Regions from separate parts of the Homo sapiens genome. Here region 2 is linked to region 1. A link is a loop called in an ENCODE intact Hi-C map of the cell type or tissue named here. Cell type or tissue: heart left ventricle. All regions are shown on one strand. Each heading gives the region's core, and the rest is flanking DNA. Links, peaks and the distances in the headings are about the cores only. Region 1 has its middle 7.3 kb from the start of MIR3925. Region 2 overlaps RAB44 (RAB44, member RAS oncogene family).

Region 1 (4,391 bases), core at 102-4,101:
AGATGTACAGGGAGATTAGTAGTTTCATACCTGCAAACACAACATCCACTCTGCAGCCGGTGGATCAAGGAGTCATTTCAGCTTTCACGTCTTATTAAGAAATACATTTCATAAGGCTATACTGCTATAGATATTTATTCCTCTGATGGATCTGGGCAAAGTAAATTGAAAATCTTTTGGAAAGGATTCACTGCTTTACATGTCATTAACGACACATGCGATTCATGGGAGGTGGTCAAAATATCAACATTAGCAGTTTGGAAGAAGTTGATTCCAACCCACATGGATGACTGAGGGGTTTGAGACTGCAGTGGAGGAAGTAATGACAGATGTGGTGGAAAAAACAGCAAGAGAACTAAAAACGGAGCGTAGAGATGTGACGGAATTGCTGTAATCTCATGATAAAACTTGAACGAATGAAGACTTGTTTCAATGGATGAGCAAAGAGTGGTTTCTTGAGATGGAATCTATTGCTGAAGGTGCTGCACACATTGTTGAAATGACAACAAAAGATTTGGAATATTGCATAAACTTAGTTGAAAAAGCAATGGCAGAGTTTCAGAGCATTGACTCCAACTTTGAAAGAAGTTCTACTGTGGGCAAAATGCTATCATATAGCATCAGATACTACAGAGACATCTTGTGAAAACAAGAGTCAGTTAATGCGGCAAACCTCATTATTGTCTTATTTTAAGAAATTGCCACAGCCACTCCAGCCTTCAGCGACCACAATCCTGATCAGTCAGCAGCCATCAACACTGAGGGAAGACCCTCCACCAGCAAGGTTATGTGGCTGAAGGCTTATATGATTGTAAGCATTCCTGGGCTTAAGTGATCCTCCTGCCTCAGCCTCCTGAATAGCTGGGACTACAGGCCCACACAACTATGCCTGGCTAATTTTTTTTTTTTTTTTTTTGAGACAGAGTCTCATTCTGTCACCCAGGCTGGAGTGCAGTGGTGCGATCTTGGCTCACTGCAACCTCTGCCTCCTGGATTCAAGTGATTCTCCTGCCTCAGCCTCCCGAGTGGCTGGGATTATAGGCAGCCACCACCATGCCCTGCTAATTTTTGTATTTTTAGTAGAAATAGGGTTTCACCATGTTGGCCAGGCTGGTCTCGAACTCCTGACCTCAGGTAATCCGCCTGCCTCGGCCTTCCAAAGTGTTGGGATTACAGGCGTGAGCCACTGCGTCTGGCCTGTATTTTTTTAGAGATGAGATCTTACCATGTTGCCCAGACTGGTCTCAAACTCTTGGGCTCAAGCCATCCACTTGTTTCGGCCTCTCAAAGTGCTGGGATTACAGGCATGAGCCACCATGCCCAGCCCCTGTACATTTTTAAATACATAATGCTTTTGCACACTTACAGTACAATGTAAACATAACTTTTATATACACTGGGAAACAAATTGTGTGACCTGCTTTATTGACATGGTCTGGAACTGAACCCATATATATCTGAGGTATGTCTATATGTGAAATGTGCACATAATGTTTTCTTGTGCTAAGTTCCCCAGCTTTTGAATTTTTATTTTTTTTTTAGATGGAATCTCCATCACCTGGGCTGGAGTGCAATGGCGCGATCTTGGCTCGCTGCAACCTCTGCCTCCTGGGTTCCAGTGATTCTCCAGCCTCAGCCTCCCGAGTAGCTGAGATTACAGGCACCTGCCACCAAGCCTAGCTAATTTTTTTTGTATTTTTAGTAGAGACGGGGTTTCACCATGTTGGCCAGGCTGATCTTGAACTCCTGACCTCAGGTGATTTCACCTGCCTCAGCTTCCCAAAGTGCTGGGATTACAGGCGTGAGCCACCGTGCCCAGCCAGGTTTCGAAAAATTTAAAGCACTTTTTATATTTTATACCTGTAATGGATTCAGTCCTGTGGGCATGGGCAATTCTTTGTGTGCCAGACATTTAATATCTCTGTCCTCTTCACCCTACAGCCAGTTAACCTCCCTGGCCAGTGTGACAGTCATTAAAAAAAAAAAAAATTGGCTGGGCGCACTGGCTCATGCCTGTAATCTCAGCACTTGGGCTGAGAGGCAGAGGTGGGAGGATTGCTTGAGCTCAGGAGTCAGTCTGGGCAACATAGCAAGACCTTGTCTCTACTAAAAATAAAAAATTAGCCGGGTGTGGTAGCACGTGCCTGTTGTCCCAGCTACTCTGGAGGCTGAGGTGAGAGGATCGCTTGAGTCTGAGAAATTGAGGTTGCAGTGAGCCGTGATTGCATCACTGCGCTCCAGCCTGGGGGACAGGAGTCTAAAAAAAAAAAAAAAGAAAAAAAAATGCCCAGCTACCCACTAGGAGGCAGTACTGCACCATCGAGAATGGGCCAGACTTTTTGCCTGAGGTTGCACATCTCTTCAGGGAATTGAGTCTGCACTGACTTTTCCACCATGACAATAATAACACATTAACAAAGATAATCATAACAGTAATTACTGATCCTTGAGCTTTATGTATCAGCATTTTGCTAAACATTTTACATATACATACTACCTACTCACTTAAACCTAACCACTTGAGGGAGGCTCTGTTACCCTATTTTGAAACCAAGGCTTAGATCCAAGACCCATGTTAAGTGCTTTGTGAGGAAGGGGTTTTACTGAAGTGCTGAAAGAATGGGATTTGGATAGGAAGTTGGATATATGAAGAGCCAAGTGCATAAAAACAAAGGCAGGAAACTAAAAGGTTCCATGTTGACAGGTTTAAAACCCTATGAATTTGTTCAGAGCTTTAGAATGGTAGGTAGACTAGTAGAATGTCAGAGCTACAGGGACCTTAGAGATTATCAGGGATGGTGATTTCCTTTTTCTTTTTCTTTTTTTTTTTTTTTTTTTGAGACTGAGTCTCACTTTATTTCCCAGGCTGAAGTAGAGTGATGTGATCTCGGCTCACTGCAACCTCCGCCTCCCGGGTTCAAGCAATTCTCGTGCCTCAGCCTCCTGAATAACTGGGATTATGGGCGCCTGCCACCACGCCTGGCTAATTTTTATTTTTTATTTATTTATTTTTTTTGAGACGGAGTCTTGCTCTGTCGCCCAGGTTGGAGTGCAGTGGCGCGATCTCAGCTCACTGCAAGCTCTGTCTCCCGGGTTCACGCCATTCTCCTGCTTCAGCCTCCTGAGTAGCTGGGACTACAGGCATCCGCCACCACGCCCGGCTAATTTTTTGTATTTTTAGTAGAGATGGGGTTTCACCGTGTTAGCCAGGATGGTCTCGATCTCCTTGACCTTATGATCTGCCTGCCTTGGCCTCCCAAAGTGCTGGAATTACAAGCGTGAGCCACTGCGCCCGGCCAATTTTTGCTTTTTTAGTACAGACAGGGTTTCACCATGTTGGCCAGGCTGGTCGGGAACTCCTGACCTCAGGTGATCTGCCTGTCTCGGCCTCCTAAAGTGTTGGGATTACAGGCGTGAGCCACCATGCCCAGCCAGGGATGGTGATTTTCAAACTTTAAACATAGTTAAAGTTTTTGGAATGAAATCTTATGTAGAATACAGAAAACAGCTAAAAATGGTATAGCTATAAAAAGTATAGGTTCTAATAATATTGGCTCATAAAGACAAGAGAAATCCAATTTCCTTCTGTTATTTTGGTTGAATAGAGAAGTGCAAATGGTAACATTTTTTAACACTTTATTTTGCAATCCCCGAGGTGACAGGATAGGAAGGTCCATCCCATAAACAACCTAGAAGCACAGACGTCAGAAGAACATCACCCCAACATGTTTATAGGCATTTGGTTGAATAGGTTTTATGTGGGGGAAAAAACAGAAAACTTAAAAATTGTTAGACCTGTATATATTTTCAACTCAACCAAGTGCCTGTGAGCCCTCTGCAGCCATAGTGGGAAAAGTCCTTATACTGCCCACACCTTCATGCTACAGATGAAGAGCCTGAGGCCCAGGGAGGAGGAGGGGGTGGCTGAGACTCAGGGAGCCTAGGGGGGCCATCTCCAGGGGCTCGGCCTCCTGCCACCCCATCCGGTGCCCTTTCTGAGTGACCAGTCATGACATCTGGTATGGCAGTGTGCTGGAGCCTGGCTGTTCAACCCCTCACCCTGAGAGGGCTCTGGCCACTTGCCCATCTCCCTGGCAGATAAAGCCTCAGACAGATGGCAAACAGTACTTGGCTCCAGGAATCAATTCAGGTCTGATTCACCAGTGGTTTGTGCCCGAGCCAGCGCCACAGGCTGTCTCCTTTCCCCTGTTCTATCACTCACTACCCTCACTGTGGCCAGGTTGGGACTCTTGAGCAACAGGCAGATACCTGTGATCTTGAGAATTGCACTGACTCTTTTGAGGGTTTTCCAGGCCACAGCAGGACTTGTCTGCCTCATTCCTCTGGGCAGCTCAGAGCATTACCCCATCAGCTGCAGTTTCAGTATCAGG
Region 2 (4,391 bases), core at 75-4,074, 110 kb after region 1:
CAAGGGCAGAGAGCAGGCTTGAAGATCCAGGAATGGACTCCAGGGAAGCTGGGCTGACCCCATCCCCGGGAGACCCCATGGCTGGAGGGGGACCCCAGGCCAACCCTGATTACCTCTTCCATGTCATCTTTCTGGGAGACTCCAACGTGGGCAAAACATCCTTCCTGCACCTGCTGCACCAGAATTCTTTCGCCACCGGATTGACAGCTACCGTGGGTAAGGGCATTGGGGAGGGCGGCAGGGAGCAAGGAGAGACGCAGGGGCCAGGGCCAACGAGTGAGAGCGGGCCCAGACCAAGCCCTCCCTGAGGAAGCTGCAGGTTCTGCCCTGGCCACGGGCCCTGCATTAGACATTGTTTTATATGGGCATAACCTTACTATTTCACTAATCGTCTCTAATTACAGGTAATTTGTTTTTTCTGCATTGATCTGATTAGCTTATAAGGTGCCACATCAACAATGCACCCTGCAATTTAGGTGCCTGCGAGAGTTGATGGTGAAAACAAGCAAGTATCCACTCATGTGGCCCATGGGCAGGCCAGAGCAGGTTCTGTGCTGGTTGGATTTGCTCATGACTAGCTCCAGGCTGGGCAGCCATGGTCTGGCAAGAAGTCACCTTGGGCAAGTTGGATATTTTACACAGAATGTATTTGTAGAGTGTGGTAAATTAGGAAGCCAGGTGCCTGAGTTCAAATCTTAGCCCTGCCACTTATTAGGGTCTGAATTTGGACAAATGATTTAACCCTTTTGAACCCCCAAATCCTCATCTGCATAATGGGGACAACAGTAGTGCTGCCTTCCTAGAGTGGTTGAGGACTAGTTAATATGTCAAGATCTTAGAATCATAACTGACATGTAGTGAGTACTCAGTAAGTATTAGTTATTATGGTTGTTATTATTATTATAAGTAAATATTTGATCATGTCTAACTCAGTGGCTCCTGCAAGAAATGGCCGAAAGCAGAGAGCCTTCCCTCCCTAAAAGTATCAGGATATGTGGCCACTGAACCCTGTACAGAGCTACAGAAAAGCAAACCCAGCCGGGCGCAGTGGCTCACACCTGTAATCCCAACACTTTGGGAGGCTGAGGCGGGCGGATCACAAGGTCAGGAGATCGAGACCATCCCGGCTAACGCAGTGAAACCCTGTCTTTACTAAAAATACAAAAAATTAGCCGGGCATGGTGGCGGTTGCTTGTAGTCCCAGCTACTCGGGAGGCTGAGGCAGGAGAATGACGTGAACCCAGGAGGCGGTGCTTGCAGTGAGTCGAGATCGCACCACTGCACTCCAGCCTGGGCGACAGAGCAAGATTCCGTCTCCCAAAAAAAAAAAAAAAAAAGCAAACCCGAGGGAATGGAGGGGAGACCCACCTAGGGACAAAGAAGTCACGCCTGTCTTTGTATTAGACCAGGGCACATGCCGACTGGGGATCAGAGCCAGACCAGTCGGTAAATGACAGCCCCCCACAAGAGAGGCCTGGGGCAGGTTCTCAAACTTTTCTTGCCCAAGAAGCCTCACCTGGGAGCTAGTTAGAAATGCAGTTCCCTCGGGAAGAGGAAACCTATAGCAGGCTGGCCTGATGTTGAGTGGGGTCACAGGTTCTACAACACTACCATTATTTTATTTTATTTATTTATTTATTTATTTATTTATTTATTTATTTATTTTTTGAGATGGAGTCTCGCCCTGTCACCCAGGCTCCAGTGCAGTGGCACGATTTCTGCTTACTGCAACCTCTGCTTCCTGGGTTCAAGTGATTCTCCTGCCTCAGCCTCCCAAGTAGCTGAGACTACAGGTGTGTGCCACTTCACCTGGCTTATTTTTGTACTTTTAGTAGAGATGAAGTTTCACCACGTTGGCCAGGCTGGTGACCTCAGGTGATCTGCCCGCCTCAGCCTCCCAAAGTGCTGGGATTACAGGCGTGAGCCACTGTGCCTGGCCAAGGCTACCATTATTAGTCACCTAAGCTACTGTTTACTGACCACCTCCCATGCACTAGGCATCTTCCATACATGTCTTATTCCTTACAACAGCCTTCCTTAGAATGGAGCCTCCTCCTTTATTATGTGGTAAGAAGTTCTCACAAAATTCAATCAAGAAAAACACAGCTGCATAATCGTGAAACCAACCAACCAATCAACCAACCAACCAACCAACCAACCAACCAACCAACCAACCAACCAGGCAAGCCGGCATGCACTGCTAGCCTGCTGGGAGTACCTGAGATCCAAGTGCTTGGTCCAGATCTGTCCCAATCCCAAGCTATGGTTTGCTGCCCCCCGGTGGCTATCGTCTTTTCTGGTTTAAATACCACAGGAAATGATCCTGCCTTCATAGGTCAATATTTCCCTACCTAGTGTCACCTTCCCTCCATTCCTGCTCCCCCACCTCACAAAATAAGAACTCTACCCTGCCTGCATTTGAGGACGGGACCAGATAGAGAATCAGAGCCAACGGAGTTATATTTGAATGTACATTTTCCATATCTATCCCCATTTTACAGATGAGGAAAGCAGAGAATTGAAGACCTGGTTCAGTTTCTTGCCCTAGCTGGGCCCCCAAAGTTAAGGCCACCTACCTTAAAAGCCCTGCCTCCACACCAGAAGTTTTATCCTCTTTTCAGTTCAGAATTGCATGCTCTCTGGGTCACTTAAAACAGCATTTTTTTTTTTGAGATGGAGTTTCACTCTCGTTGCCCAGGCAACAAGATTGTGCAGCTGCGCGATCTCGGCTCATTGTAACCTCCGCCTCCCGGGTTCAAGTGATTCTCTTGCCTCAGCCTCCTGAGTAGCTGGGATTACAGGCATGTGTCACCACGCCTTTTAAAACAGCATTTTAATCCTCCAGCCACTCTGCAGTGTAGGTCTTTCTAATTTGCCACTTTGCAGACAAGGAAAGAGAGGCTCACAGAGGTGAAGTGACTTGCCTGAGGTCCTGTAACCAGTGTAACAGTTGCCTGAAGCCAGCATTCCTTCTGCCCCTCTGGGCTCCTTGTCTCCCCTGCTGTCTCGTTAAGAGAGGAAAGTGCATGCAATAATTAGGGAATGGAACAAAGAGTACTGTAAAAATAAAATAATGAAACTTATATTCTGGGTGGCCTAAGGAATGAACAACATAGACAAGGTGCCCTGTGTTGGCACAACTTGCGGCAGGGAGGTCTGGGAAGGCTTCTTGGAGGAAGTGGGTCCTCGAGTATGGATGGGATGCAGAGCCGAGGGGAAGCCCGGCAGCCAAGGGCTCCATCGCACCGCAGCTGGTACAGGGGACAGGTGTATACTGGGGTAGGCCTTGGCTAGGAGTCCTGGATGGTAACTTAGTAGGCTTCACCCCTCTCTATGTGTCCTAGGAGTAGATTTTCGGGTCAAAACCTTGCTGGTGGACAACAAGTGCTTTGTGCTGCAGCTCTGGGACACAGCTGGCCAAGAGAGGTAACAGGCACTGTATATCAGTGTGTCAGGAACCTAGGCTGAGCGTAGGGGTGCAGAGGGACAGGGAGCAGCCCTAATAACACAGGCAGGAGGCAACTGCCCCCCAAGGATTCAGGAGGTCAGGGAAGGAGAGATGAGTCAAGCCCAAGGCAGGGGAGAGAGGGCAGCAGAGCCAGAGGTCCCTCAGCCTGGCAGGGCATATATTAGGGCTTCCCAACATGGTCATTAGGGGACAGCCACCCAATCACCTGTCCTTCTAAAAATGCTGGTCTTCTACTTTCAACCTAGGCAGTAGTGATCAAAAATTTTTTTTTCTTCTTGAGATGGAGTCTCGCTGTATTGCTCAGGCTGGAGTACAGTGGCGTGATCTGGGCTCACTGCAACCTCCACTTACCGGGTTCAAGCGATTCTCCTGCTTCAGCCTCTGAGTAGCTGGGACTACAGGTGCCCACCACCACATCCAGCTAATTTTTGTATTTTTAGTAGAGATGGGGTTTCATCATATTGGCCAGGCTGGTCTCGAACTCCTGACCTCGTGATCTACCTGCCTCGGCCTCCCAAAGTGCTGGGATTACAGGCATGAGCCACGGCACCTGGCAGTGATAAAAACTTAAAAGGCATATCTTATTTGATTCTGCAGTTCCACTTCTAGAAATTCATTCTATAAATAGACTCATATGACTATAATAACAAAGGGACCAGGACCAGTCATAGTATTCTCACTTGTGTTATGAAACATAGGAAACAACCTAAATGTCCATCAATAGGGGACCAGTTAAATAAAGGAGGGTCAATCTACCCAGTATAACACCATAAAGCCACACAAAGACTGAGGACTCTCTTTATGTACTAATAGGGATTTTTTTTTTTTTTTTGAGACAGAGTCTTGCTCTGTCACCCAGGCTGGAGTGTGGTGGTGTGATCTCAGCTCACTGCAATCTCCACCTCCAGGGCTTAAGTGATTC

The links. A loop is a pair of places that touch in the nucleus more often than their neighbours do. Peaks named below come from ENCODE experiments on the same cell type or tissue, not always from the same donor. Only the 100,000 strongest peaks of a DNase experiment are listed, where the experiment ranks them.
Region 2: it touches region 1 in a loop (9-fold over the local background); 43 of 110 quality-filtered maps call a loop at or near these places.

What each region holds. Positions count from the first base shown.
Region 1 is chr6:36,613,033-36,617,423 of GRCh38, forward strand. No RefSeq gene overlaps it. Among named protein-coding and RNA genes, the nearest start is that of MIR3925, 7.3 kb to the right of the region's middle. RefSeq lists a silencer at 126-326 and an enhancer at 2,033-2,082. In heart left ventricle, for the core only: a CTCF peak has its summit at 2,301 (motif pointing right); a DNase peak (open chromatin) is centred at 4,089; H3K27ac peaks cover 304 bases.
Region 2 is chr6:36,722,518-36,726,908 of GRCh38, forward strand. RAB44 (RAB44, member RAS oncogene family) reads left to right here. Exons shown (of 14, transcript NM_001257357.2): 9 at 1-216; 10 at 3,345-3,426. Among named protein-coding and RNA genes, the nearest start is that of RAB44, 27 kb to the left of the region's middle. RefSeq lists enhancers at 2,324-2,383, 4,142-4,281. In heart left ventricle, for the core only: a CTCF peak has its summit at 2,279 (motif pointing left); a DNase peak (open chromatin) is centred at 2,272.